2 separate regions of the Homo sapiens genome follow, and region 2 is linked to region 1. Evidence: chromatin contacts called from ENCODE Hi-C or POLR2A ChIA-PET data. All regions are on one chromosome and are shown on one strand. The core of a region is the stretch at or near the end of the contact, and the rest is flanking DNA. Distances in the headings are between cores, read along the strand shown.

Region 1 (2,522 bases), core at 15-2,514:
CATAGCTCATTGCAGCCTTGACCTCCTGGGCTCAAGCCATCCTCCCACCTCAGCCTCCTGAGTAGCTGGGACCACAGGCGTGCGCCACCACATCTGGCTAATTTTTTTATTTTCTTGTAGAGAGAGGGTCTCACTTTGTTGCCCAGCATGGTCTCAAACTCCCGGGCTCAGGCATTCCACCTGCTCCCAAAGTGCTGGTATTACAGGTGTGAACCACTATACCTGGTTTACCAAAATATAAAAATAAGAAAAAAAAAAAAAAGAAATTTAAAAAGATACAGACCAAGCACTTAGAAAAATAATTCAAAGTTCTTCTTTCCTAATCTATTAAAGTTCAATACGTAATTTCTTTGCTTAAACCGATCATAATGATTTGCTTCTGTTATACAATAATGACTACCATTTACCGAAAACTAGCTCTTTGCTAGCTACACATCCACAGAGATCAGGTTCAGGGAGGTCATCTAATTGGTCCAAGACACACAATAAGGAGTGAGTGTGTTGGTGGGGGGGGGGGGGGTCGTCATTTCTAGGAATCCTACAATTGGAAATCAAGTCTTTTAGGCTCCAAACACCTTGTGCTTTCCCCAATCCCCAAGCTGCTTATCTTGCTACTTTTTGGGATATGTCAACATTTTTCTTAAAACAAACAAACGAAACTTCTCAATCTGAAAAGTATTGTTTGGTGTTTTCTGGGTTCAGAAAATGTAAGAAGCCTGAGGCATTGCGGAATGAAATTTTCGTTGAGTGTTTACTGTTGATCCACATCTGATACTTTTGAAGGGTTTTTACCCCCTGCAAGAGAGACTAAAAGAGCATTCAGAATTAGTCTAGACGCAGTGTACTGTAACTACTTGGCCGGCCACCTGTAACAGAGGGGAGGAGGGTCTGCACTTAGTTGCGGCAGTTATCCGGAGAATACGGCCTTCCAGCCCCTCTGCCACCAGACTCCCCACGCCCCAGGTACGCGCCCCGCGGAGAGACCCAGCGCGTGCTCGTGCGCAGGCGCAGGGCGACTGTCACCCGGAGTCTGTGGTTTGTCGCCCGGCGCTCTGGTGTCTCGATGTAGTTCCCCTGGCTTCTCCTTATCCGCCTCGGGCAGGGGGGTCGCCACTGCCCCTTCTCCAGGCTCTCTCCAACCCCTGCCCAGGCTAAGCCCGGCGCGGCCCTACTCTCTGACCCCGCGTTGCACAATGCCCGAGCAAAGTCTCCAGGGGTGTGAACCCCGGCGTCCCTGCCCCTGGGCGGGGACAGGCGGCGGCCAAGCGGGGAGTCGAGGCGGCGAGCGCGCAGCTGGCCTAGTCTGCGGTCCCCAACTCCTGGAGTCCCCTGGGAGCTGCCGCTGCAGGCCCCCGAGCCGCTAGGCCCCGCCGCCAGGCCACCGCTGCTGCGGCAGCCATGGCGGAAGTTCATAGACGTCAGCATGCTCGGGTTAAAGGAGAAGCCCCCGCGAAATCCTCCACACTCCGAGATGAGGAGGAGCTGGGGATGGCGTCGGCCGAAACGCTGACCGTGTTTCTGAAGCTGCTGGCCGCCGGCTTTTACGGCGTGAGCTCCTTCCTGATCGTGGTGGTGAATAAGAGCGTGCTCACCAATTACAGGTAGGGCCGAGGCGGCGGCGGCCCAGGCCGCGGAGGAGGAGCGGGCGGCGGCGGCGGCGCGGCGCCGGCTCCCTGGACTTTGACTGCCAAAGTTAAAGCCGAACAAAGTTGGGCGGGAGCTGGGGAGGGCGGGCGGCTGACGCGCGCGGCCCGGGCAGCGGAGCCGGCCTGGCGAGCGGGCCTGTGGCAGGGGTCCGCTCCCTGCGCGGAGCTCCGGCCGGCCCGGCACATTTGGGGCTCGCCTGCCATGCCCTGGGCGCACCGCCCCGAAAACCCTGCCCTTCAGAGAGATGGAGCAAAGTGATTTGCTTGGTGACTTTTGAGCCGTTATGCCTGTCGATCAGGGAGGAGAGCGAGGGAAGCCTCCCTCCTCCGCAGCCTGGACAGGGGGCCGGGGCTTCAGTGTCCCCTGCACCCGCTGACAGCCTCTGGGGACGTACGCATCCTCAACCCAGCAGACAATTATTCCCTTGCTAACACTGGGACCCAGAGGCAGAAGTTGGTTGTTTTTTTTTTTAAGGTGTGTGAAATCGTTGCAGAGATCTGTATCTGCACTGCCTTGAGAAATCCTTTGCAGGCAGCGGACTGAAACTGTAGACTCGGACAAGATGGGACAAGCGGCCGCCCGAGGCTACATCAGCGGGGTGGACTGACAACCAACAGGCAGAGAGTTTTCTCCCAAGATTTTTGTTTGATTTAGGGGCGGACGTTGATGTGGCTTGTATCGGAATGCCTTATTAACGTTGCCGATGTGCAAATTGAATTCACGGAGCTAAGTTAGGTTTGTTCTGATCTTGTTTTTTTCTTTGCCCTTTTTGTAGATTTCCCTCCTCACTATGTGTTGGACTTGGCCAGGTTAGTTGGAATCCTCACCATTACGTGGTTTATGTTGTTAGAACTTCTGTGTGTGTCTTTATGTGT
Region 2 (2,522 bases), core at 7-2,506, 110 kb before region 1:
CTCTGTAGCCCAGGCTGGAGTGCAGCGGCATTATCATAGCTCACTGTAACCTCAAACTCCTGGGCTCAAGCGGTCCTCCCAACTCAACCTCCCAAAGTGCTAGGATTACAGGCATGAACCATGGTGCCTGGGCTGAGCTAACTTCTGGTGATGAATTCTTCTCCCTGCCAAAGTTACATACTTATCACACTCCAGAAATACTAGTCTTTGATGAGCTAAACTTGGGAAGAGCCAAAAATTTCAGAACTCCCAGAGAAAATGGATTCAAAATTAAGAAAAGTGAAGTGAGATTAAGCAATATGTGCTCTCACCAGTGAGACTCTAAAAAGCGTTTCATCTGGGGAGGCGTGGTGGCTCATGCCTGTAATCCCAGCACTTTGGGAGGCAGAGGCCGGTGGATTGCTTGAGCCCAGGAGTTCGAGATCAGGCTGGGCAACAGGGTGAAACCCTGTCCCTACTAAAAATACAAAAATTAGCCCAGTGTGGTGGCATGTGACGGTCATCCCAGCTACCCGGGAGGTGAAGGTTGCAGTGAACCATGATCACACCATTGCACTCCAGCCTGGGCGACAGAGTGAGACCTTGTCCCCCGCACCCCCTAAAAAAGAGGAAAAAGCCTTTCATCTGTAGAGAACGCGAAAGGAACACGTTATAGAAATTCCTAATAATACCGTTGTTAGTTTACAACTAGAGTTACACTATTTGATTAATCAGTTACATGAATTAACTCATTTACTCAATGATCAACATTATTCAGTTATTTTATCTGTTTAATAAAACCTGAGCTTTTTCTATAAAACTACAAGAGAACGCAATGCATGGCTCATCATATCGCATAAAATATCTAGTAACATTTAAAAAAACTGGGGTCCCCTTGGCTCAGAAATATAGGGATCCCTTTCATTATTTGTTAGCAATAGTAATTCTTCTCTTCATAAGAAGCAACAGAAGCCCTAAAAATGTTCCTAGTTAGAAGTTAACTGATGGAAATATGCAATAATTATTATTTAAAGTAATGTGATGCCATATAATATTATAGATTCCCTTTTCATCAGTAACCACTGCATGGAATATCATGAGAACTTGCAAGAGAAAACAACTTGGCCCATGTATTTCCAAAAGGAAATATAGCTGTCTTTAAGTATTTGGATGATCGCTGCCTATTTACCTTTCAACCTGTTTGAAGCACATAATTCCACTTCAGAGCCAGGCTGCCACCCTTGTTGGCTGTGTCATGTCTTCTTTCCTCACTGCCTGCCTGTCAGCACTCACTTTAGATTTTCACTTCTGAGGTCAATGGAAATGTCAGCAGAGCCCTGACCTACATTGCAGACTCTTGAAGAGGAACTCAAACTGTCCAATTCGAAATGACTGGCTCTCGTGTCACTATTTGGGGAAATCCAGATTACTGAAAGTGAACTGTTTTGTCGGTACTTTTTTTTTACAGCTTAATTTAAAATGGTCTCATCCAAGAGGCAGAACACTTATACATGTTTTCTTAAAAATGTCAAACATTTTGACACCAAAAATATGACGCTTAGTTTTAATTTACAACCAGCATTGTTATTAATTATACACTTGTTTCTTTTTTTAGTTTTCCAGCTTTGTTGAAATATAATTGATGAATAAAATTCTACAATTTGATGATATACAACATGATGATTTGATACATACATATTTTGTGAAGTTATTATACAATCAAGTTAGTTAATACATCTCTCATCTTATTTAGTTACTCTTTATTTTGCAGAGAGAACATTCAAGCAAATTTCAAGTATGCTGTATAATTCAGTATTGTTAACTATGGTCACCATACTGTATATCAGATCTCCTGAACTTACTCATCTTATAACTGCAAGTTTATGCCCTTCGACCAATAGCTTCCTTTCCCTCCACCACCCTCTAACCTTGGTAACCACCATTCTATCATCTGTTTTTATGGGTTCAACTATTTCAGATTCTGCATATAAGTGAGATCACGCAGTATTTGTCTTTCTCTGTCTGGCTTATTTCAGTTAGCATAATGCCCTCAAGTTGCATCTATGTTACCGCAATGGCAGAATTTCCTTCCTTTTTATGGCTGCATAATATTCCTGTATAGCCTACAGATTCTTTACCAATTATTCCACTGATAGGCACTTAAAATGTTATTTCCATGTTTGGGCTATTTTGACTAACGCTTCATGAACATGGGAAGGCAGATATCTCTCATGGTGCTGATTTCATTCTGTGGGGGGACTATAGATCCAGAAGAGGGATTGCTGGATCCTAAGGTAGGTCTATTTTAATTTTTTAAATAAAATTGTTTTTATTTCACACTGTTTTCCATGATAACTGTACCAATTTACATTCCTAACAGCAGTGTACAAGGCTGCCCTTTCTCTGTACCCTCAGCAATACTTATATCTTGTCTTTTTATCATAGGCACCCCAAAAGGTGGGAAGTGATATCTAATTGTAGTTTTGTTTTTTGGTTTTGGTTGTTGTTTTTGTTTTTGTTTTGAGACAGAGTCTTGCTCTGTC

Evidence for each region. Hi-C counts contacts between places; a loop is a spot of excess contacts on that map. ChIA-PET counts read pairs that join two places held with the same protein, here RNA polymerase II (POLR2A). Pooled maps may share reads with other maps.
Region 2: a pooled map shows a loop between it and region 1 (2.8-fold over the local background). The contact joins the promoter of IL23R here to the promoter of SLC35D1 in region 1. A Hi-C loop is called at or near these places in 1 of 37 single-sample maps with no recorded cell type and 8 of 50 pooled maps. POLR2A ChIA-PET finds 5 or more read pairs at or near these places in 10 of 52 experiments (CD4-positive, alpha-beta T cell, CD4-positive, alpha-beta memory T cell, activated B cell and 5 more).

Annotation. Positions count from the first base shown.
Region 1 is chr1:67,052,890-67,055,411 of GRCh38, reverse strand. SLC35D1 (solute carrier family 35 member D1) reads left to right here and starts at 1,264. Exons shown (of 12, transcript NM_015139.3): 1 at 1,264-1,601; 2 at 2,423-2,456. The coding sequence starts at 1,399. RefSeq lists silencers at 1,160-1,349, 1,640-1,849.
Region 2 is chr1:67,165,188-67,167,709 of GRCh38, reverse strand. It overlaps IL23R (interleukin 23 receptor), which reads right to left and starts at 1,256. Exons shown (of 11, transcript NM_144701.3): 1 at 1,169-1,256. RefSeq lists an enhancer at 1,315-1,504.